Linked DNA regions of Homo sapiens: region 2 is linked to region 1. Evidence: chromatin loops called from intact Hi-C (ENCODE). Cell type or tissue: Calu3. All regions are shown on one strand. Each heading gives the region's core, and the rest is flanking DNA. Links, peaks and the distances in the headings are about the cores only. Region 1 has its middle 69 kb from the start of FGF3. Region 2 has its middle 19 kb from the start of FGF19.

Region 1 (12,447 bases), core at 2,697-10,696:
TGTTTGTTTGCTTGTAAGGCCTTCAACTGGTGGGACGAGGCCCACCTACATGATAGAGAATAATCTCTTTGACTTAAAGTGAATGGACTGCAGATGTCAGCCACGTCGACCAAATACCCTCCCAGCAGCACCTAGACTAGTGTTTGACCAAACTCCAGGCACTACAGCCTGGCCAAGCTGACACGGAATGTTAACAAGTGAACCACATCCAAATCCTGAAACTGCAGGTGTCAACTGTCCAGGAACAAGTTCCACCTGACTGGCTCCACGGGGCCCGGCCGGATCTTTGGGGGCAGTGCAATTTTTGACAACTCTGCTGACGGCAGCTCCGAGGCTGTCCACACTGGCACCCAGAGCTGTAAAGCCACACATAAATGCCCAGTGCTTGCTGCAAGAATGCACAATTCAAGTGACACTTTAGCTGAGCCCCGAGGGATGGCTTGGCCGGGCGAGGGATTGGAGATGGTAGGCAGAGCCACAGTGTCTGCTTGAGCCGGCAGGGGCAGGGAGCATGCCAGCTATCACGCTGCATCCGTAGGTCTGAACTTTCCCAGACAGTGAGATGGCCTCTGCGGGTAACGAGGGGCCCCCACGTGGTAAAGGGCTGCAGGGTTTGCAGCACGAAGGGACAAGCTGAGTCTGGTGCTCAGGAAGAGTCCCTCTTACTGCCATGAAGATGATAGATTTGGGGTGGGGGCCCTGGGGGTGGTCACAGCAGGTGGAGGGACTAGTTAGAGGCTGGTTTAATAACCCAAGTGAGATGGCGAGTGGGGACAGGAGTGCAGAGCCACCTGATATTCAGGAGCTTGGATCTATAGGACGTGGCAATTTTTGGTGGTGGGCGGTGAAGACAGAGGAAGGCACACTGATGTCTCACTCTCGCAGAGCCCAGAGGGCCTTCCTCCGGCCCCACCCAGGCCTGGGCTCAGAACCTGAGGTCGGCAGACCCTTGAAATGATAGCAAATGCAGCGTGTCTGCACACAACCTCATTTCCCTGTTTGGAGTAGAGATTTTGTAGCTTTCAACGGATTCCCAAAGAGACCCCCAAGGCTGAGAGGGTGAGGACCATGGCCCCCAGGGAAGGAGCCCCTGGCCTGGATTCCTGTCAGAGTGTCTAGCTCCAAGACCGATCCGTGTGTCCCTGAAATGAAGTATGGGTGGGGAATCATTCTTCGATTTGCAAAAATGCAATTTGTACCCAGCTCTGACAGCCTAAAGCACTCCTGGATTATTAGCACAAAAGCAAGGACACAGCCCCAGTCCTGCAAAAAGGGAAGGCCGGGCGGCTCTTCCTGTTGGAAAGAGGCCAGGAGGACATTTGGGGATTTGATTCCTAATTGTTGTTCAGCATCACTGAGGGATGTCTGGCTGAAAGGCAGTCAGTGCTTCTGGTTTCCGAGGGAGGGGTGCAGCCCTGTCTGGCCTCATCGTCCATGTGACTGTCCCAGAGGCTGCCTCCTGCTTTGGCCAGATGGCACCGCCAGCCGCTTGATGACATACGTTCCTGCTCTTGGATTTATTGACACAAGGTGCACAAAGCCTTGCTTAGGCAGGTCAGGGAGGCTCCCCACCTTCAGCCCAGCCCTGCTTCCCTTCAGGGGATAATGACCCAGCCTGGCCACAGGTGCCAGGCTCGGGCCTCTCCAGACCCCAACTCAGAGCCTTTCTTCCCTGCAGAACCTGGAGTGTGGCTGACAGAAAGGCACCCGGACAGGGAGGGACTGGACACTCACTCTGCTAGTCACTCTCCGCCTGCCCCTCCAGGTCCAGCCCCGACTCCTCACCCTGTTTCTCTGCCGCAGGAGACCAGCTGGTTCCCCAGCTTCCTGGCTTTGGAGTCCCCACTTGAAGCGGCCAGTGGGGGTTGCCAGCAACCGATCAGAGCTGGGAAGGAGAGAGGGGCTGGCTTCCTTCCTGCCCAGCCGCAGGGGGCAGTGTGTGCCTCCCCTACGCACAGCCACGACAGCTCCCATCCGGCTCCATGGACAGCTCCCTCTCTTGCTGGGTTCTGTAACTGCCTCCTTCTGGCCTCAGACAATAACAAGGGGCTTCACCAACCATCCTTTCCTGGCTTCCTGATCTCGCCCACCCCTGGGGGTGGGTCATCTGCTTCCTGGGGGCCCTTGACAGATGCATGTGGCGGGAACTGATGGGAACAGCGATGGTAGCAACAATCACCACCACTTACCACGCACAGGCGCGCTCCACCGCACACATGAGCGCTCCACCGCGGACAGGTGCGCTCCACCGCGGACAGGCGCGCTTCACTGCACACAGGCGCACTTCGCCCCACTCACCTCTCTGGACAAACTTATGGAGTAGACGCTCTTGTTAGCCCCCACTTTAGAGATGGGAAAACTGAGGCATGAGGGTGGTAGATGGCAGAGCCAGTAGTCAAGGACACCAGAACTGGGAGGAAACCGGAGCGACCTGGGAATCTTCTCTGGAATACACTTGATCTCTCACAGGATGTGGGGGATCACCTCTGGAGCTCTTGCAGGGGGGCCAATGGGTTCCATAGACCCTGCGGTCAGCGCTGCGGGGCGAGACTGTGGTGCTGACCGCTTGCCCCTCTGGGGTCTGGACTCTCGGTGAATCCCTGCACGGACACCGCGACCCTCTTCTCTGGCCAGGCCCGGGGTCGGCTCACACACTGGTGCCCTCGAGGGCTGGCTGAGTGAGATTTGCTGGCTGTGGCAGTGTCGTCCCTGACGTGAGTGTGACCTCGGTGGCGTATGCACTGCCCCAGACTTACCCCAGCGTTCGAGTGACAGGCACCTTACTGTCCATTTCCTTTCTATTCAAAGAGAAGATTAAAAAGGAAAATTGGTGACCCCGGGGGTAACCGCGGGCGAGCTAAAAATACTCTCAATAAATAAACAAACCGGGTCAGTGATCCAAACACCATGAGGCAGCGATTCCGGGTGTGCAAAGGCCACCATTTATGGCTGTGGGCTTGTTTGCCCAGAGAATGCCCTGCCGGAGATATAGGATAGCAGTATCCCGTGGGGTACGCCGGGGCAAAATGACCCATGTCAAGTCAATAACCTCCGCGCTGCTTCACCTTCTCGTGCTGGAATGCCTTCTGCGTGCCTTCCTGGAAAGCGCCCTGTGGCCCCGTGACCCAGCCTGGGCCGGCACCTTGAGTTGGGCACAAATTCAAGATGACAACTCTTGGAGCCCGTTGGCTGGCGGCAGAATGATGAGGAGACATTCTGCCCGGGCGGTTTATTGTCCGTTCTAGACTGAGAACAATTCCGGGCTGTTACGATGTGATTGCCCTTGGGCGCGTTATCAGCGTGAACTCAGGGCAGAGCAATACCCCTGCCAAGCGGCCGACGCTGTTTCACAGGGAGGGCCCTCCTGCTCTTTCACCCACAGTGGGGCTCGGGGCCATGGGTGCAGGGCTGGAGGAGGATGTGAGGGGCAGCTATTTCAGTCTGGAATATCAGGATTTTAACCCCAAATAAATGTCTTGGTTATTATTTCAGCAAGCGTGCCCTAAATCACCTTGGGAAGACTTGAGCCTTTCAGAGCCTTGGTTTGCATAAAATAGGGGCTGTGTCAGAGCCCCCTTTGTGGGGCTATTGAGAAGATTCCAGAAGATTTCATAGAATGAAGTGCTTAGCACTGAGCCTGGCACAGCATAGGTGGTTGAACATTGATGCTTTTTTTTGTTATTAGTACAGCTGTGTTGCTGATTTTATAGTCGAGATTCCACAAGAGGAAATCGGGTTGGAACATAAAGATATTTGCCCCGTGGATTCTCCAGGGGGTTCCCACACAGTCCCATTCTCACATTCATTTCTCGAGCTGTCCCTCTTATTAGCCTACAGAATGAGCTAGAGCTGCTTCTCGCTGGCAATGGGGAGAGCTCCTTTCTGGGGGACCCCAGCTCCCAGGAGCTGAACTTAGAGGTTGCCAGGCCTGAGGAGAGGGAAATGACCCAGAGATGCTAGGAGGGGCTGGGCCCTCTCAGCACAGGCCTCAGGCTTCTCTTGGAAGCAGGGGTTTGCCATGCAGGAAGCAGGCATGGCCCATGCCCATTGTGGGAGAGGGTGAGGCTGCACCGCCTGCCTGCTTTCTGCCAGCACCCCTTGGCAGGCAGGCGAAGGTAGGCAGGGGCCCTTTGGGACTCTGCTGGAGGAGGTTTGGACGTAGGGCTCTAAGGCCCCTAAAATTTGCTCCATGCATCCTTACACAAGGGAGAGCTCCAGCAGAAGCCAGGGTCTGCGGTCAGGGAAAGGCAGAGGACGGCAAGGGCCATGGCCCTCATCGCACAGACACTGAGGAAGAGCAGGGTCTCACCCTTGGTGGCTCAGCTGGTTTTTGGCAGTGATGGCTTCAGAACCTGGGCCCCCCATCCCCAGCCAATGCTCTCTGGTTTTCCAAAAGGAAATTTCCCTATTATTTCCCTCCTTAGATCCATGAAGGGTATTTATCAATGGCAAAGGATGATGCCCTGCAGGTGTATCAGTGGCCCGTGAGCCAGCTCCATCCAGCCTCAGCAGGAAGAAGCATTTTTCCAAGCATCTCAATGCTCACATTAGTGCTCGATTGGCAATTAGCAAATGTCACAACCCCCTCCTCCCTGAGCGACAGTTGTTTCAGATGTCAAATTCCTGCCAAGCGCCACGTCTTGTTCTAAAACCTCTTTCCAGGGGTACTCGAGGGAAATTAGCATGATGCCAGCCGAGAAGAAAACCCCTCAGAGCTTGAGAATGGCGAGTCCTCCCGGGGAGGGAATTCAGCCGCAGGTTCCTATCGACAGTGAAAGATTAATTGATGCAGAGTGAATTATGGAAATGCGTGAGGCCGTTTCTACCGATGATGCCTTTAAAACCGCGGTCCCCCGCTGCAGCGTCATCGCACACCAGGTCTGCAGAGGGCAGCGGAAGCCCCAGCCTCCTTCTTTTGTCCTCCCCAAGAGGCCCCTCCCCAAAGTTAAATGTGTTTAGAAGTGGGCAGGGGATTGAACAGCCCTGCAAAGCAAACATCACCTCCAACACTGACAATGCGAAAGCGCTTCCTGTGGACCAGGCACTTTGCATGGATTATATTTCCTTTGTTCCCTAAAACAACTCGGAGATAAATTCTATTGTAATTCCCATTTTACAGAGAAGGACACTGAGAGGGGAGGTGACTTGCCTCAGGGGACCCATTCAGGGAGTGCAGAACCAGGATCTGGCCCCAGTGGCCTGTCTCAGAGCTGGGTCCTTACCTGTGCCCTGCCAGGCGAGTGATCTGAATGGGCAGGTGGGGAGAAATCCCGTGCCTCGATTTCCACTAGGAAAGTGTCTTGGTTTTCTGTTCACTGAATGGTTACGAGCCCTTGTCCCTGCAGGCTGGGGGCCAGGGAGGAAGGCTGAGGACCAGGTGGGGAACAGTCTATGTCTCAGAGCTGAGGCTTTCATAGGGGAAGGGGATTCTCGGGGAGGTGAGGGGTGCTGGGTGCTGATGGGAGCTCTGGGGGCACTGCCCAGATCCCCTGGGCTCTTAAGATAAAGTTGAGGGGTCAGAAGGTCCAAGCAGGGCCTGAGATCTCATGTCACTCCGAAGCTTCCAGCAAGGGAGACCCTGGTGGCAATTTCCCAGCGGGTCTCTAAGCCAGAGATACCCAGGAGGCTTTGCTTTCCGGTTTGATATGGGGGCAGCCCAGTCTATTCATGGATGCCCCAGGCTAAGGGGCGTGGCTCTAGACACACATGGATCTGGGCTCTCGAGCATCAGTGTAATAACCTCATTTCTTGAATGAGGTGAGTAAAGCCCAGGACAGAAGGAGGCTCCCAGAGTCCCCAGCAGAGCCAGACTCAGGGCCCTGGTCACCCTTGGCTGGCCAGGACCCAGCACAGGGGCCGTGGAGGTAGGGAAAGCCGCTGGTCCAGAGCATCCCGACCTCCCCCGAATAAAAGGGGTGGCTTTGGTACTGCCTGAGAGTTACAGTTGACTCAGCCCACCTTGGAAGCCAGGTTCTAGGAAAAACCCCTCCCTAAGGAAGAAGGATGCCAGCTGCCTTCAGCCTGGTCCCACTGCCACCACAAGATGGCGCTGTTTTGCGGGGTTTTTGTTTCTGTTTACAACCTGAGCACACTGACCTGGTCTTTCCCACCTTTGATGTTCTTGGGTTTATGGCACTGAAGGTAATTCTGTCGTCCTGGTGCAGAGGGCAGAAGATGCCTTCTTGTAGGGTGCATGCACATGTGTGATCATGTGTCCACGTGTGTGATCATGCGTGCAGGTGCATGTGTGTGCATATGTACCTGTGTGAATCTTGGTATGCATGGCATATGCTCTTGTGTGTTTGTGTATGTCTTTGCCTTGTGTGTGCATGTGTGCATACATGTGAATATGTGTGTTATATGCTCCCATGTGTGCAGGAGTGTGTATATTTGTAGCACTGTGTATGCTCATGTGTGAGCCTGTGCTCATGGACATATGTGTACCTTTGTGTCAGTAGGTATTGTATGCGTGTGTATGTATATGTACATGTGTGTTTGCCTGCAAGGTACATGTGTGCGCCAGTGTGTGCACATGTGTATATTTTGGGCTGTGTGGGGATGTGTGCAGAGGCACATGTGTATGCCTTTTTGCGTGCATGGTGTGCACGTATGTCTGTGTGTGTGTCTGCTGGACAGCAAGAAGGAGCAAGGTCCATCTCCTGTCCTCAGTGGTCCCTCCCCTCCTCTCTTTCTTGGCTAATGTGGCTCAGAGCCTGCATCGGCAGGCGAAAGCTGGGCCTGGCTGGGGGCACCTCCGGGCGCTGCTCCATGCCGCCCTATGGCCACTTGCACCTGGATGCAGGAGCACTGTCTGCTATTTGTCTCCCTTACTGTACTCTGAGCTCCTGGAGGCCAGGTCTGGGTGGTGCTCAACCAGGGCTCCCCAGGTTTGGGCACAGGACCTGGCCTAGAGTAAGAAGTTCGCTAGAGACCAATCAGGTTTCTAGGCCGAATACCGAGGGTCCAGTTGTCAGAAATATCTGAGAGTTCATTTAATTCGCTCGACAGTCCTCTGAGGCAGGCTGCATAATTATTCCATCTTGTGATGAAGAAACAAAGGCACAGAGAAGTTAAGTGACTCACCCAAAACCACCAGCTATGAACAGGCAGAACCAGCGTCCAGCCCAGGTTTGAATCGATGTTTGTGGGTTGAGATGAATAAATTATTCCATTGGCCTGAATATATATTTTTAGCAGGAGGTGCTTTATCTGCATTTTGTTACAGGGATCATAAACCCTCTGTGCCCAGAGCAGGAGGCCATAGGCAGTCCTGCTCAAATGCCTCTTCCTCCAGGAAGCCTACCTGACCTCTCTCAGAGAAAATTTCTGATTCTCTGTGTTCCTGCAGACTTCAGGTTTCCACTTGGAGGTCCTAAGGTGCATAAATTCTTTCCAACCCTGTGAGCAAGAAGCCAGGGTTTTGGGGAGCCACTGAGGATCTGAAGAAATCTGATAAAAGCTCCAGATGCTGGGATCATGTAGGTGTGCACAGAAATCATCCCCAGTTTGAGAGGGTTCACTGACAATGCAGCTCAATGTTGGGCCTCGGCTAGAGCCCTGAAATGATAGAGACACCTGCCTAACTTGAGACGCAGCTGGCGACGGCCAGTGGAGCCCCTGTTTCCGAGAGGGGAGCGTGGCACTAGACACTTCTTCTTCAGCCATTTCACAAATATTCTTTTTTTTTTTTTTTTTTTGAGACAGAGTCTCGCTCTGTTGCCCAGGCTGGAGTGCAGTGGCGGGATCTCGGCTCACTGCAAGCTCCGCCTCCCGGGTTCACGCCATTCTCCTGCCTCAGCCTCCCAAGTAGCTGGGACTACAGGCGCCCGCCACTACGCCCGGCTAATTTTTTGTATTTTTAGTAGAGACGGGGTTTCACCGTTTTAGCCGGGATGGTCTCGATCTCCTGACCTCGTGATCCGCCCGCCTCGGCCTCCCAAAGTGCTGGGATTACAGGCGTGAGCCACCACCCCAGCCGAATTTGATTGAATTTTGAATTCAGACTCTGAATAGTATCCCCAAATCCCCAGGCAAAGGGCCGACAGTGGAGCCTCCTGCAAGTGGGGGGGCAGTACACTGGCTTGGGAAGAGTCGGGACTTTTCGTTCAGGGCCGCAGGGACCAGCTGCCCACTCCCCGAGCACCTACAGCCCCACAATTGGGGACGTCGCCAGCCACTGAGGTCTTTCTTCTCGGCACTGCCTCCACCCCCACCCCGGCTGTCCTGTCCAGTCTTCAAGCAAATGTTTTTGATTTTACAGGAAGTAGAGCAAGGACCTAATCTGAGTTTAATTTTTGAGTACATTAATTATATTAATTAAGTATATTAATTAATTAATATATTAATTAAGTATATTGATTAATTTCTGAGTATATTAATATGGCAGAGAAGGCTGCACAGTCGTGTTCAGTAACTGCTCCAGGCCTTGGAATGTCCCCGTTGGTATAAATTAATGGTTTGGAGATACCAAGTGATGTGAGGTCTGCTTTTGCGTGTAAGGAAAGAGATGGGCTAAACTCAGGGAACCCACATCCATCTAGGGACAGCCCTGTCTCCAGGACTCAGTTTACCCATTTATAAAATAAGAGGTGCAATTGCTATCACATACCCCACGCTGTACACAGACTATCAAACCAGGGGCTCTGAGGGGCCAGAGTCACGGCCCTGTTTGCCTGCCCTACACAGGATGAGAGTAGAGTGAACACGAGTATAACACGATGAAGGAGAGGAGAGCTTCCCAGAGGAGACAGGCACATCCATCCTGTGTTCTGAAAAAGAAAAAGAAAAAAAGAAAAACAAACTTCCCCCAGTAACTCAATAAGAAAAGCTCTCTGGAATCCCACCGTCCACCTCGACACCCCTCTTTCTTCCTGGCTGTTGCCTTCTGCCCGCACCTCTGTATCACCCTTCCCTCCCGATCACTCTCCATCTCCCCACTCTTCAAGGTCCCCACAGAACATCTTCCCACTATGTGGCAGTGACCATCCCTGTCCCGGAGTGGCCTCCCCCCTCAGCCCTCCCCACTCTGCCCTCCCCCTTCTGCCCTCCCCCCTCAGCCCTCCCCACTCTGCCCTCCCCATTCTGCCTTCCCCACTCTGCCCTCCCCACTCTGCCCTCCCCACTCTGCCCTCCCCATTCTGCCTTCCCCACTCTGCCCTCCCCACTCTGTCCTCCCCACTCTGCCCTCATTCCTACAGATTTGCTGCCTGTGTGTTTTCTCTTTGGGGATAAGAGTTGCTTCTCCAGGGTGCACCTAGTGCATGGGAGACAGCACTTCATATATGTTTATTGACTGAATGCATCAAGTCTGGGTTCAAAAACATGTCTCATAACCCAGAATATTCTATACCCACAAGAGGACCGGGCTTGTGAGCAGAGTCCTTGCTAAGTAGGCAGCCACTCCTGTCCCAGGTCTTTGGGGACAAGAGTACATTAATATGGCAGAGAAGGCTGCACAGTCGTGTTCAGTAACTGCTCCAGGCCTTGGAATGTCCCCGTTGGTATAAATTAATGGTTTGGAGGTACCAAGTGCTGTGAGGTCTGCTTTTGCGTGTAAGGAAAGAGAGGGGCTAAACTGAGATGGCTTCTGACTCTGGACTCGGAGGCATTAATTACTTAAATGAATAAGTATTAAATCAAAGGCCTTGCTTCAAAAATTAAACTCAGATTAGGTCCTTGCTCTACTTCCTGTAAAATCAAAAACATTTGCTTGAAGACTGGACAGCCAGGGTGGGGGTGGGGGCAGTGCCGAGAAGAAAGACCTCGGTGGCTGGCGAGGTCCCCAATTGTGGGGCTGTAGGTGCCCGGGGAGGGGGCAGCTGGTCCCTGCGGCCCTGAACAACAAGTCCCGACTCTGCCCAAGCCAATGCACTGCAATGACCTCTCACCTCTGCGCTCCTGCACAGCCAAGCCTGGAGGTGAGAGTAACTGCAATACCAGAGAGCAGGGGCCCTGGTTAGAGGGGTCCAGGAGACCAAGGTGGGGACTCTCAAGCCAGGAGGATTTGGAGCAGGAGCAGCAAAGGCTGGTGAGAAGACCAATATGAAAAGACCAGGGATGCTGCCTGGGGCCGTGCAGGGACCTTGAGGGAGAATTTGGATGCGACCTTACACCCAGACTCAGGGGTCCCTGTAATTCTCCTATTTTATCTTAATCAGACTCGCTCTGTTCACAGAATCGCCTGTGGCATTTCCAAGTGCCAGTCTAATCTTGCTTCCCACCCTAAACATTTCTTCCTGCAGTACGAAGGTCCGAACTCCTCTGTGAACGTCAAAGCCCCAGTGGGGCCGCCCCCAGGCAAGCTGGTCTCCTAAGGAATTTGCAGTTGGGCCTCTGCTCTCTCTGTTCACTGGCACCGCCCGATACCCTGGCATGTCGCTCACCCTTCAGCTGTCCCTGATTTCTTCTCCACCCTCCTTATTCCCTCCCCAACAAATGCAGGCATTTACTCCTTCTCTGGGGATCCCAGGAATTCTTTTAGTGCCTCCTTGATAACAGCAGCCAAGGATGGTTACTGAACACAGACTCTGCCCAGCGCTGTTCCAGTCACGGCCCCACGCTGGTGCAGGCAGTGCTGGTGACAGCCCGTGTGGCGTGTGCAGCCTACGTGCAGTGCCCTGCATTCTATCAGACCACCAGCTCCAGCTTCAGATATGACTGGACGCAGAGGCACAGAGAGAGGAAGCCGCCGGCCTCCGGCCACTTAGCAAGTGCTGGCCAAGCAGGGCTCAGGCCCTGGCCCCTGGCTCTCTGAAGGATGGACCCTGGTCTCGTTCGTTCTGTTCCCTTTGTCTCTGCACCTGGAATGGGGGTGGTGACGTGCTTCTCTGTCTCCAGGCTCCTTCCCCTCCAGAGGGGCCACGGCGTGCTGGCCTTTGCCACCCAGTCCCTTGACCAACTCCCAGGGCCCTGTGGGTGGCAGCATCCCCGCCAGCTCCCTGCTCCTGTGTCTGGCCCGAGCTAGGCACTCAGCATCACTGGAAAGGAGCTGGGCTGCCTGAGCTTCCTTCCTTGGGCTCCCCCGGCCAGAGGCAGCTATTGTCCCCCACCGTGGGTGCACCAGGTTCCTGCCTCAGAGCCCCTCCGATGCCAAGGCTGCTCCCCAAGATGTAGCCAGAATGCCAATCTGTCTCGGGGCCGTGTGCCCTCTGAGCTGGCTCCGTGGTGGCGGGACAGCCCTGGCGGCCACAGCTCATGGGAACAGATGATTTCTTTGGGCCACCAAGCATCCCGCAGAGACCACACCCAGCATCCCGTGGTGGCTGGAATTCCACACTGGGTCCATAGGCAAGTCTGCCCTGAGACAGTCAGCCTGGGGTGCCAGCCAGGGGAGCGCAGCTCACAGGGCTGTGTGGACACCTCTCGGCATGATGAAAATCTGTGTCTGCCAGGATCACCCATAGACCCCCCCAGACCTGAGCTAGAGACGCCCCTGCCCTAGCCCCATGCCTCAGCGGCCTGGTAGAGGGTTGATTGGCGGCCCCTAAGCCACAGCTACCTCAGAAGATGGCTTTATTGGAAATAAGGGTCTGTGCAGATATAATTAAGGTAAGGATCTTGAGACGAGATCATCCTGGGTTACCCAGGTGGGCCCTAAATCCAATGATGGGATCCTTATAAGAGGCAAAAAAAAAAAAAAAAAGAGAAGACATAGAGGGGAGGTGACCGTGTGACCACGGAGGCAGGGGCTGGTGGGAGGCGGCCACAGCGAAGGAGCAGCTGGAGCCCCAGAAGCTGGAAGAGGTAGAGTGGGTCCTCCCCTAGCGACTTCAGAGGGCATGTGGCACTGCCAACCCCTCGATCTTAGACTTGAGGCCGGCAGAACTGCGAGGGATAAATGCCTGCTGTTCATACTGCCTGGTCTGTGGGATTTCAGTGCAGCAGCTGCGGGGCACTGAGGGCACCTTGCCCTCAGGCTGTCGGGGCTGGAGCTGGGGCTCAGAGAGTGGAGGCATGGCCGTGACCAACACACTTCTCCCCACGCCTCCATTTCCTTTTCCCTACCACTCAGGAGGCAACAGGACCTACCCTGTAGGGTTTGGGGATGACTAAACAGTCTTATCACTCAGGGGGCTGGAGCAGCACGTACACCTGGTTGATGTGGCATCCATTTTCACTGACACTGTCGTGCAACTTTATAACTTGCCCAGTCCCTCAGCTTGTAGTGGGGAGCTCAGCTTGTAGTGGGGAGCTCATCTTTCAACCCAGGTCTGTCAGCAGGCAAGGCTCATGCTCATGAGGTCTTTGTGGCACCCTGAAAATGGGCACATACGGATGGCCCCCTGAAGGACCTGTAGTGTTGTCACTAAAGGTGACACTGGTTAAGCTAAACAGCTCCGCGTGGAGTTCAGGAAATGCCTGATCCAGGAGCACAGGAGCTTTGTCCAATGACCGCCTGCATCTCCGGCACTTCTGACTGGGGCTGGCACATAGTCAGTGCTCAGTGCC
Region 2 (12,447 bases), core at 3,070-11,069, 170 kb after region 1:
GAGGCATCAGCTGCCTCTCATCTGTCTCCTCAGTTCACCTTCTGCTTCTCTGACTCTCTAATAGTCCCTTAATTGACCATTTGGCCCCTAAATTAGGGGCGATTAGGATCAACCCCCAAGCATCATTTCAGAAGGCAGCCAGGGGCCTGAAGCCCCTCTTTGGGGTCCTGGGGGTCCCTCGACTTGGTCAAATAAAGGTCAGCCCTCTGGCTTGGCATGGGTACCTTGGTAACCTCTGACCCTCAGCTCTTAAACCTGACCCCTGGTGATTCAGACCCGAGGTACTCACTGCAAATGGCCAACTAGGAAACACCCGAGGATGCAGTATGGAGACAGCTCCTCATGTGCCCGCAACCTGCAGAGCATCCCCCTGCAGCCAGCGTTCTGCTGGTCACTCTTTCTTTATGCACATAAGCTCCCAAGGTACAGAAAGGCATGCAGATACCACAGCCAGCACAGGAGGACCTCAAAACCCCATCTCATGGATTTGAGGCTCATCTTGCAGCAGTCGCTATTGTTGCCGTTCCAACCTCCTACCTGCTGCCTGGACCTAGGCAACTCTGCAAACATCTGCAAGCCTCAGTCTCCTCTTCTGCAAAACACGGACAGTCATAGCACCTGCAGTTTTGTAGTGTTGTTCTGAGGGTCATATGGCACAAGGGGCATGTCATTCTTTCTACACATGAGAAAGAGTGAATCCAAGCTCCTGGGCTCTAGAGCCATTGTCTCTCCCAGTTCCCAAGCCGGCCCCACCAATCAGGCTGGAGAAACCTCGGTGAGCTTAACTGGCCCAGGGAACGTCCAGGGTCCCACTGTTCTGGCAGTCTTTCTCCTGGGCTTGTGTGCAAGACAGTGCGCATAAGTGTGTGCACACGTGGGGGCATTTCTCTGGGCAGCCCGCATCCATATGCACACACACACACACACACACACACACACATGCCCAGGCAGGCCAGCCTGGTACAGCTGTGCAGGTTACACCCTGTGCCAGGGCCCCTCCTGGATGATGCCCATCTTCCCACAGCCTGCCAAGCTGCATGTCCAGAGCAAGGGGCATCTTTTTCTCTGTTGCAGATACTGCAAGTGCAGAGCACCTGCCAGCCTTCCCCTCCTGGTGATGCCCATCTCTCTCAAAGTCTTGACTCTGGCTTCCTCGACTCCCAGTCCCACACCTCACACTTGTGTTTCCAGCTGTAGGATGCTCCCTGGCTCCTGTTCCATGACTTCTCCCTCTCATCAGCTGCCCTCAGTTCAGGGCCCTCAGCCCTAGGGTGTGCCACCCCCATCATGGCTCTGACCGCCCAGTACCTGCCCTGCTTATCTGCGGTGCCCTCCATGGGCAGGCAGGGCCAGTGCAGTGCAGCAGTTGGACAGGTGAAACTCTTGCCCTGGTCTCCACGTCCCTGGGCCTGGCCTGGACAGACAGGCTGGGCCACCCCCTGGGAGCAGGAGGGGCATGTGTTCTGCATCCAGGCTGGCTCTGTCCAGGAGATGCCTCCGAGCCAGGCCCACCACTAGCACCCATCCGGCGCCTTGGAGAGCAGCCCGTCAATCAATGGAGGATGCAGTTGTGTGGTCTTTGAGCTGGCCCAGGACAAACGCCTGACGCAAGGCTAAATGGGGACCATCATAGCACCTGCAATTTTGTCGTGTTGTTCTGAGAGTCATATGGCACGATGGGCATATCATTCTGCCCATATCATTCCACCTCTGAAACATTTCTGTGAGGCAGGGAGAGCCACACGCCCTGTCCCCGGGAGCTCCTGGGCAGCACCCCCTCAGAAGCCAAAAATCCCAGAGAAGATGGATGCCCGCAGTGGGGCAGCAGGATGGCACGAGCTGGAGGCCTTGGGTCCCAGCTCTGCTTGGCCTCGGAGAGTCAGGCTTGCTCTCTGGGCCTCAGTTTTCCCTCAGAAACACAGGGTTCCTTCCCCCTCTGATGGTGGATGTGGCCGGGACATTGCAGACAGTAAGTAGGTGCACCCCAAGCATGAAATGGAGGCCTCAGCTCCCCACGGGAAGGGGATGGGGATGGATATGTCTGTATATTCCAGGTAGTGAGTGCAGGTGTTAGCCAGTGCTTATCGGGTTACCTCGGAATCTAAACCGTTCCCAGGGCCCACGCCCAGCGCCAGCGCTCCCCATAGGTTTATTCACACCTGGAAGCTGCAGGCGCTTGATGTGGTCCCTCTGATGTGCGTGCGCTCTGAAACCTAAACCCCCTTTGCTGCAGGCCTACGGAGACTCCGCAGGTGCCCAGGGAGAGGCCCCGGCAGGGGAGGCACCCTGTCCACCCTGACTCACAATGTCCTGGGGTGCCTGCTGTCCGGCCCGTTCCACTGGGGTCTTGTCTGCGTCCACTTTTCCTCCAGGTTCCTCTCCCTCTCCTGGGGCCCGAGGGCCATCACCCCGTGGAATGCCGCACCTTGGGAAAGGAGCAGCCTCCAATGACCTGGCTTGTGCTTTTCCCGAGCCTCCCAGCTGCCTCCCACCTCTGAGCAATTTATGGGGTCACGAACCACCTCAAGGGTGCAATTCCTTGTCCTGGTGCCAATTGGCCTCCAAAGTGCTTTACAACCTGCTTGTAGCACCGAGAAAGGGAACCAGCCCCCTGGATGGCCCCGAAACCATGGTGGCCCCGCCATTTGGCACCCAGGGCCATGGAGGCCTGGAATCTGCCCTAAGCCCAGCCACTGTGACAGCCGCTTCCTCCTTTCTGACTGCATTCCAGTCATATATGGTCATTCTTTACAGAAAAGCATCGAAGGGCGTAGCTCTTCAGAGGGACAGGAGCGTGAATCCCACTGTCTCTTCCTTCAGGTTTGCAGGTGTGAAAAGGGGACAACAAAAGCTATTCTTCAAAATTGTCACGAGGTTGAAATTAGATGACAGCTGTCAAGCAATGGCCCGTCGCAAACACTTCATAAATGGTGATGGTTTTATTAACATCAAAGTGGAAATGGCCAGGAATCTCACCTTCCAGAGATAGGCATGGCTACCTTTTTATGGTCTCTCCTTGCATACTTTTTCCTTCTTCTGTCCTGGAAAATCTCAGGCATACTGAAAAGTGCAAAAAAAGCACACAGCAGTTTTTTGTTTTTTGTTTGTTTGTTTGTTTTGAGATGGAGTCCTGCTCTGTTGCCCAGGCTGGAGTGCAGTGACACGATCACAGCTCACTGCAACCTCCGCCTCCTGGATTGAAGTGATTCTCCTGCCTCAGCCTCCTGAGCAGCTGGGATTACAGGTACATGCCACCGCATCCAGCTAATTTTTATATTTTTAGTAAAGACAGGGTTTCACCATGTTGGCCAGGCTGGTCTCGAACTCCTGACCTCAGGTGATCTGACCACCTTGGCCTCCCAAAGTGCTGGGATTATAGACATGAGCCACCACACCTGGCCCACACGGTGGTTTTGTGAATAATTTTAAAGTGAAAATTCACAGAACCAATGGCCCTGCAAGAGACAGACCCCAACCAGCATACAGAAGCCTCTCCCATCCCTTCTGAGCCCAGCCGATCCTTCTCTCCTCAAGGGAACCACCGTTCTGACTTAGCTCTGCTTTCTTTATAGCTTTACAGCCTAGATACTCCTCTCTAAAAAATGTCCTTTTTTACTTTTCCCCGTGTGTAGGTCTTGCCTTTTCCCTCTTCATTATATTTGTGAGATTTATTCATGTGAATGAGTGAACTTGTACTTGTTTTCTTTTTCCTTGCTGTATCACATTCCACAGTGTGAATGTGCTATTAGGTTGGTGCAAAAGTAATTGCAGTTTTTGCCATTACTTTCAATGGCAAAACCCACAATTACTTTTGCATCAACCTGATACAATTAATTCAGCCATCTCCCCATAGAGAGACAGGTGGGCTGTCCTAATCTGGAGCTGTTGGAACCTGGCTGCTCAGAACACCTTGGTCCTGAGGGGAATTCACCCAGCAGTCATACCGCACTCAGACCTTCAACTTTATCAAATGATGCCAGCCTGGCTAGGCGTGGTGGCATGCACCTGTAGTCCCAGCTACTTGGGAGGCTGAGGCAGGGGGATCACTTGAGCCTGAAAGGTCGAGGCTACAGTAAGCTGAGATGATACCACTGCACTCTGATTTTTAAGCAGACAATTTTGCTCTGCAGATATGTATAGATCTTTGAAAAGGAAAGTTAGATACAAAAATTAGCCAGACATGGTGGTGGGAGCCTGTAATCCCGGCTACACAGAAGGCTGAGGCAGGAGAATCGCTTGAACCTGGGAGGCGGAGGTTGCAGTGAGCTGAGATCGCACCACTGCACTCCAGCCTGGGCAACAAGAGTGAAATTCCATCTCAAAAAAAAAGAAAAAAGAAAAGAAAAGTTGGGGTTAGTATGTGGCTACACAGATGTCAAACAAAAAGGTTTTCCTATAAATGCTGTGTGTGCAGAGAACACTCTTTTTTTTTTTTTTTTTTTTTTTGAGATGGAGTCTCGCCCTGTCACCCAGACTGGGGTGCAATTGCAATGGCATGATCTCGGCTCACTGCAACCTCCGCCTCCCAGGTTCAAAGGATTCTCCTGCCTCAGCCTCTGGAGTAGCTGGGATTGCAAGCGCCCGCCACCATGCCCAGCTAATTTTTGTATTTTTAGTGGAGACGGGGTTTCACCATGTTGGCCAGTCTGGTCTCAAACTCCTGACCTCAGGTGGTCTGCCCACCTCGGCCTCCCAAAGTGCTGGGATTACAGGCATGAGCCACGGCGACTGGCCCACATAGAACATTCTTAGGCACATACAACAAAAATCTGTTAACAGCAGGGATACTGAGAGCGGTGGGGGAGCTGCTTTCATATTTCATTTTATACCCTCTTCATGGTTTAACATAAATATGGCTCACACTGAGCATGTTTGTTTTGGGCTCATATGGCAGGTGATGTTCTGAAGCCTGGTTTTATGGAATGCCAGGGACATCTGTCTATGTCAGCAAGCACACCTTGCTACTGACTGGCACAGCCACTCATGGTTTGGGTACCAAAGTGTCCCCAGAGACTGGACATTGAGGTTGGTTCCAATGTTTCACTATGATAAACAAGAGTGTAATCTATTTATCCAGACAGACATTTTCACCCACTCAGGTGACCTCCCCCACCCAACTTCCAGGTGTTTTTTTTTTTTCTCTCTCTCTCCTGGGGCAGAGTCTCTCGCTCTGTCACCCAGGCTGGAGTGCAGTGGCGCAATCTTGGCTCGCTGCAACCTCCGCCTCCCAGGTTCAAGCGATTCTCCTGCCTCAGTCTCCCAAGTAGCTGGGATAATAGGTGCGCACCACTATGCCCGACTAATTTTTGTATTTTTAGTAGAGACGGGGTTTCACCATGTTGCCCAGGCTGGTCTCGAACTCCTGACCTCAAGTGATCTGCCCACCTCGGCCTCCCAGTGTGCTGGGATCACAGGCGTGAGCCACCATGCCCTGCTGTATTTTTCAAACATTATAAAAGTTCTGCACAGTCTTTAGAGAAAATTTGAAAATTAGGAAAAAACTAAAGAGAAGAGCCCACCAGGAGCTCCCCACCAATGACCCGATGTGCTGGGCTTGTGTTTTTTCCTGAATTGGGAGCCACTTCTGCACTGAGGTCTGCATTCTAGGTCACAGTCTTCCTCACTGCTCAGAACCCAGGCAGAGTGGCCCTGGAAAACCCCACCATGATCTTCTCACCCGGGGTTAAAGGTAGTCTGGGCTTCATCATCTCTGGTGACAAGCCCAAGCCTGCACCCAGTGCAGTTCACCCTGAGCCCCTCTCCCTGGCGTGCTGGGCTAGCCAGGAGCTCAGAAAGTTTCTCTTTCTCCTACTCCATCTCCCCCGAACCCGACTTCACTCATGCCACAGATAACCATCGATCACCTCCAGTGCTCCAAGCGCTGAACTAATGCTGGAGAAACAGCAGTACTCAGGAGGACAAGGGGCCTGCCTGCCCCTGTGAGGTCACACTCCTGCTTCTCCAGCAGGAGAAGCACAGAGTCACTAAATGCACAAATAAAGAAGTCAGGCCCCCAGCACTTTGGGAAGCCGAGGCAGGCGGACTGCATGAGGTCAGGAGTTTGAGACCAGCGTGACCAACATGATGAAACCCCGTCTCTACTAACAATACAAAAATTAGCCAGGTGTGGTGGCGGGCATCTGTAATCCCAGCTACTTGGGAGGCTGAGGCAGGAGAATCGCTTGAACCTGGGAGGCGGAGGTTGCAGTGAGCTGAGATTGCACCATTGCACTCCAGCCTGGGCGACAAGAGCGAAACTTTGTCTCAAAAAAAGAAAAGAAGAAGAAGAAAGAAGGAGAAGCAGAAGAAGTGGAGGAGGAGGAGGAGGAGAAGGAGAAGGAGAAGTCAGGGCAGGCGCAATGGCTCATGCCAGAACTTTGGGAGACCAAGGCAGGAGGATTGCTTGAGGCCAGGAGTTTGAGACCAGCCTGGGCAACATGGTGAAACCCTACCTCTACCAAAAATACAAAAATTAGCTAGGCATGGTGGCATGCAACCATAGTCTCAGCTATTCAGGAGGCTGAGGCGGAGGATCACCTGAGCCTGAAAGGTTGAGGCTATAGTGAGCGGAGATCACACCACTGCACTCCAGCCTGGGTGGGTGACAGAGCGAGACCCTGTCTCAAAGAAGTCAGGTCATGTAGCATTGGAGCCAGAAGTCAGGCACTCTGGAGTCTGTTCTTTCCCTACCTCTACCCTTTGGTTGAGCCCCCCAGGCCGCCATGTCACACCATCTTCCATCTGTCCACCAACTGTGTAGTTGTGCAGTGCGAAGCCTGTGCCACTGTGCACAGCAGCCTTGTACAAGGGCCCTTGTCCTCCCTGGACCCTTCATCTCGCAGAGACCAGGAATCTGATAAACAAAGGTTCCTAAGGCCTGGTGTCTGCCAGTCCACCCTTCCTGGAAGTTTCTATAATACAGAAAAAGCCCGCTGGAAGGGTACCACTCTGCCCTCTGATGGCCTGTCTGGGTTATGGGGAGGTGCAGCGAGAGAAAAACAGCACCTGCCGCGTGCCAGGTCCAGGGCTGGGTGTTTCCGGGCTGCTTTCATTTACTCTTCAGCGTGGCTCTGCTTTATGGGTGAGGAAACTGAGGCTCAGAGAGGACAAACAGCATCGCAAACCTGGTCAGTGGCAGACCCAGGAGCACAGCAGCTTTGGCAGCCGGTCTGTGGCCTGTAAAGGGGGTGCCCTCCCCCTTTGGCTGAAGCACAGGTGGCGATCCCCAATTTGTTCCCTGCCCATTAACAGCCCGACCTCTGAACCATATTGGGCATTAAGGAATTAGAGCTGAGATTGCCACCTTTTGGGAGCTGACACCCCTATTCTTATGTAACCCCGCCCCGCCTCCTCCGTCCCTCCAAGTGTCGGCTGGCAAACATCTGTCCTGTAAATCAAAGCACTTGCGGACTCGCCAGGTTTGACAGGTCTCCGAGAATTTCATGGAGCCCTTTGGAGAAGACACCATCATGGGCTGCGAACGCATTTGAAAAAGTTAAAAGCCTCCTTCGCAAGCACAAAGTGTCCCAGAGAGCCTGGCTCCAAGAGGTCACAGCCCTGGGCAGCCAAGCCAGTGAGCCAGGGAGCGGTGGATTCCATCCCAGGGGGCAGCTCCTCTGACCCTCTAAGGAAAACATCGGGGAGGTTCCGGCTGGAGGATCTTGAGTAGAAAGCCATTGTGCAGGAGCCCCGGGGATTTGTTTGGGAGGAAGGTGACATTCGGGGACGGGTAAGACAGCGCTGTCTGCACACCTTTGACCACTGAAGCTGCACGATGTCCCTGCATGTGGTCGCTCGCTGCTGACTGATGGGAGTCACTCAACCACACCACAGGCCTCCTTTGTCCTGGCCCCAAGTTAACATTTTAAAAATATCTCTTCCTGGTTTAATAGCTTCTGTGCTGTGATGATAAAAGTGATCCATTTTCAGTGTAGGAAATGCAGGAAAAAAGAGACAGATAAAAATAAGGACAGAATGGGTGTATTCTCTTACTTTTAAAAAAATGGACCAGAATGTGTGTTTTTTTCTTTTCTTTTTTTTTTTTTTTTTTTTTTTTGCTTTTACAGAACCAATTTTACTGTAGAGCTGGGTGTCCTGCTGTTTGTACCTTGCCTCACATGGTGACAATTTTTATCGGGGGCCTAATAGTTTGAATGAACTCTTCTTCATGTAACCCATTGTTCAATGGGTTAAATGGGCCATCCTGGCCAGGCTGGTATCGAACTCCTGACCTCAAGTGATCTGCCCGCCTCAGCCTCCCAAAGTGCTGGGATTACAGGAGTGAGCCACCATACCTGGCCCCAAGTTTCAGTTTTTAGAAATAAAGTTTTATTGGCACACAGACATGCACATTCGTGAATGCATTGCCTGTAGCCACTTTCATGCCCCAACAGCAGCGTTGAGGAGTTGTGAGAAAGGCCTACGGCCCTCAAAGCTGAAATTTACTATCTGGCCCCTTACAGAAAAAAGTTGCACAAAACTGGACAAAACTGGGCCCTAATGAGCATCTTTGCATATTTCTTTAAGGAATTTCTTTTTTTTTTTAGACAGAGTCTTGCTCTGTTGCCCAGTCTGGAGTGCAGTGGTGTGATCTCAGCTCACTGCAACCTCTACCTCCTGGGTTCAAGCTATTCTCCTGCCTCAGCCTCCTGAGTAGCTGGGATTACAGGCATGTGCCACCACACCCAGCTAATTCGTTTGTATTTTTAGTAGAAACGGGGTTTCACCATATTGGCCGGGCTGGTCTCGAACTCCTGACCTCATGATCCGCCCGCCTCAGCCTCCCAAAGTGCTGGGGTTACAGGCGTGAGCCACCGCGCCCGGCCTAAGGACTTTCTTTATGTTAAACTCCTAGAAGTAGAATTGTGTGGTTAAAGAGGATGAACAGTTTGAAGCGTATTCGTTCATTGAATCAGCTCACTTTGTGCTGATCCTGTGCCAGGGTGGGAGCTGCGGCGGACCCCATGAAGCCAGGCCCTGCTCTCCTCAGCTTGTCTCATTCCGAGAAAGCCAGGCAACAGTTGGCAAAGTCTATGGGCATTGGGCAGAGTCTCCTGGGACCTGGCAGGTACTCTGGACTCATCGTGATCACAGTGTGGCTTCCCACAGGAGTGGACTGGGATGGATGCTGCAGGGGTTCTGCCAGGCTGGAGACCCTCGCCGATTCACTCCTCCACCCACTGGCCTCAGGAGAGGCTGCTCCCCCGACACCTAGGAACCTCTACCTAGCAGGACTTCTCAGATAAGCCTCTGTCAGTTTGCTAAGTAAGAGGAAGGCTTCTCCCTCCAGTTTGAACATTCTTATCCTCGTTGGCTATGTGTATTTCTTCTTTTGCAAACAGTTCCTCACGACTTTCCAGGTGAACTTGGGAAGTTGTTGGATGATTTTGCAGAAAATAGGGGTGGGTGGAAAGGAAGCCAAACCTCCATCCTCACCCCTGCTCGATTCTTCATGGAGTTTGTTTCTGGATGCACCGTCCTCAGGAGGGAGAGTTAGCAAACTGCACCACCGTCTCCACTTCCAAGGGAAGTCAAGGGTCAGGTCCCAAACGGGGGTGGTCTCATCCGATGGGAACAACCAGGCTGCAGTTGCTAGGGACCTGGGGAGCAGCTTTGCAAGCCTGCCAGGCCAAGAGGGGATGGTGTCAATGAGCCCATCGGCTCCCGGGGTGCCTGGAGCTGGGCCCCTCAGTGAACCAACATCAAGAAATGTCCCTGGCCCTCTGCTGGGAGGACCCCTCCGAGTCCATCCTCAGGGGCATCTGGACCTGCCATCTCCCTCCAAGCTGCCTCTGTCCAAGGTCCCCCAGGCCCGCTCAACCGGTGTGCTCCCTGCAGATGTGCTCCCCACAGTGTGTGCTCGGTGGTGTAGTTTGCTAACTCTCCCTTCTGAGGACGGTGCATCCAGAGACAAACTCCATGAAGAATCAAGCAGGGGTGAGGATGGAGGTTTGGCTTCCTTTCCGCCCACCCCTATTTTCTGCAAAATCATTCAACAACTTCCCAAGTTCACCTCGGGGACACTGTGGGGACCCACTGCCCACTCCCCCTCTCTGGGGAGCAGAGGAGCTCCTGGGGTTGGGGCCCGTGTGCTGAGAAGGTTGAGCATTGACTCACGGAGTCAGCTGAGTGATGCCCCCCAAGATGTGTGTCCCTCCAGAACCTGTGGGAGTCACCTAACTTGGAAAAGGGTCTTTGTGCATGACATTAAGTGAAGGATCTCAAGAAGAGATGATCCCGGATTGGACAGGGGGCACTGAGTTAGACGATGAGAGTCCTGAAAAAAGAAGATGTCCACAGAAGAGAAAGACGGAGCAAGAGTTTAGACACAGAAAGCAGGGAAGGAGGAGGCCGACACCTGGGGCCGGAGAGCAGGAGGCATCCTCCCTTGGGCCCCAGGAGCCCTGACCCCGCCAACATCTTGATTTCTGACTTGCAGCTTCCAGCTCGGTGAGAGCAGAAATCTCTTGCTTAAGCCGCCATCTGTGATCATTGTCGCAGGAGCCCCAGGGGACTCATCAGAGTCCCGCGGTCGGCTGTGAGTCCCCACCCTGCAGCTGAAGAGCTGTGTGGCCTCAGGCAGGAAAACCTGCCCCCTCGTGGGCTGGTGTGAGACTGGCAGTCATTCGCTTGCTCATTAAAGCCTGAGGGGCCAAGGTGCCCGGTGGGCGGCCCCTGCTGTTCTCACGACCTGACCGGGAAAGCCAAAGCATGCTGCTACTGCTCAGAAGAGCCCTGAGCACTTGATGCCTGGCAGGTGGGGTGCTCCCTTGGGGTCTTCAGGGGTACTGGAGGCGCCCCAGCTGCCACTACACCCCACAAGACCCCAGCTCAGCTCAGCAGAGCCCAGAGCTCAGCTGAGTCTCATAAGGATGTCACATAAAGATTCAGGGTCATTGGTGCCAAGTTCAAGAGGAGCAGAGACTGTGACTCCAACTGTCTTGTGTGGAAGCTTCTAGAAGAAACCCTTAAAACAAACAGAGCCATGGGAATCAGATGCTGGAGATGGAAGAGGAAGCACTGCCCACACAAGCCAGGTTTTCCACACTGGCGGGGTCACCCCATCCTGGCTTGACTCTCCTTGCCAGCCTCTCCACGAGGGACACCCCATAACCCACCCACTAACTGACCTCTGGGAATCAGGCTGGGCACAGGCTGACTGCACCACCATAAATGAGGTTTAAATGGAAATCCACGTGTTTCCCACTCTGGCCATGGGACCTGTGGGAATAAGCCCCTAGCTGCAACCAGGACCATGGACTTAATCCCAGCAAAAGACCCCAAGCCCCAGTAGTGACGGCAATGAGCAGTGTACAGGGAGAGGCAGGAAGGAGGAGGAGGGAGGCGGGAGGAGGAGGAGGGGAGGGTGAGAGTCAGAGAGGGGAGGAGGGAGGAGGAGGAGAGGAGGGAAGAGGAGGGGAGGGAGGAGAGGAGGATGGAGGAGGAGGAAAAGAGGAGGGGAGGAGGGAGGAGGTGAGAAGGGGAGGGGAGAGAAGGAAGGAGACTGGAGGCAGTGAGGAGCAAGGAAGGAGGAGCTCTTTTTCACTCTCCACTGGCCAAGGCTGACAGCCCCTTCACCTCAGTGCTCTCATCTGTAGAATGGGGCTGTGCTAGATCCTGCACACACACAGCCTGGACCAGGCACTTGCATCTGTTCCCTGTCCCATAGAGGGCCTGAAACAAGAAGCATGATGGTGGAGGAGGGATGGCAAGGGTTCAGGGCAGGCACCATCCTGGAGCAGAGGGTTGAGGAGCTGACGGGAGTTCCTTGCAAGGAGGCAAAGCATGGCAAGTCTTGGGGGGACTGGAAGCCCTGGCTGGGGCTTTGGGAAGAGGCCCCTCCTAGTCCAGCCCCCCACATCCCAGCCGCTTGGCCTGGCTCCCTCTGGCCACCCTCTGCAAGCCCGTGTCCATCCTGTTTCCTAGGTGGGGAAACTGAGCCAAGGACTTGTCCCAAGGCACACAGTGGGAGCCTGTGGCAGGAATCCTCCAGCCCCCTTGATCTGTGGTGCATGCAGCCAGAAACCCTAGCCAGAGCTGAGCCCAGAGCATCTGTTTAAATGCCTTAAAGCAGGAACATCCCTGGCCTGCTGGAAAGGCAAAGCTAGAAGGAGGCTGAAGCCCCCTCTTTCTCTGCCCTTCTCTTTCCCTCCCTCCCACCCTTCTCCCCTCTACTGAAGGAGATTCATCACACCTATGCCCTGCCAGGGCTATGCTGGGCCCAGGGGAGGCAGGAGTGACCAAGACACACACACGTGTGTGAGACCATGGAGCTTACAGACACTAGGCAGAGGCAGACCATGGGCAGATAATTCCATAGATGATTATTTTAAGGCAATTATAGCAAGTGCTGCAAAGGAGACAAGGGCTCTTCCTGAGCCTTTCTGAGCTTCTATCTGCTCTTCTGCAACATGGAGAATGAGCCATCAGAGCCGCTGCTGCAAGAAC

What was found. Hi-C counts contacts between places; a loop is a spot of excess contacts. Peaks named below come from ENCODE experiments on the same cell type or tissue, not always from the same donor. Only the 100,000 strongest peaks of a DNase experiment are listed, where the experiment ranks them.
Region 2: it touches region 1 in a loop (6-fold over the local background); 12 of 110 quality-filtered maps call a loop at or near these places.

The regions. Positions count from the first base shown.
Region 1 is chr11:69,882,331-69,894,777 of GRCh38, reverse strand. No RefSeq gene overlaps it. Among named protein-coding and RNA genes, the nearest start is that of FGF3, 69 kb to the right of the region's middle. RefSeq lists enhancers at 3,092-3,687, 5,883-6,177, 10,836-11,336. In Calu3, for the core only: a CTCF peak has its summit at 6,050 (motif pointing right); DNase peaks (open chromatin) are centred at 3,067 and 6,047.
Region 2 is chr11:69,716,472-69,728,918 of GRCh38, reverse strand. No RefSeq gene overlaps it. Among named protein-coding and RNA genes, the nearest start is that of FGF19, 19 kb to the right of the region's middle. RefSeq lists enhancers at 7,199-7,948, 7,439-8,090. In Calu3, for the core only: CTCF peaks have their summits at 10,614 (motif pointing left) and 10,861; DNase peaks (open chromatin) are centred at 6,968 and 10,588.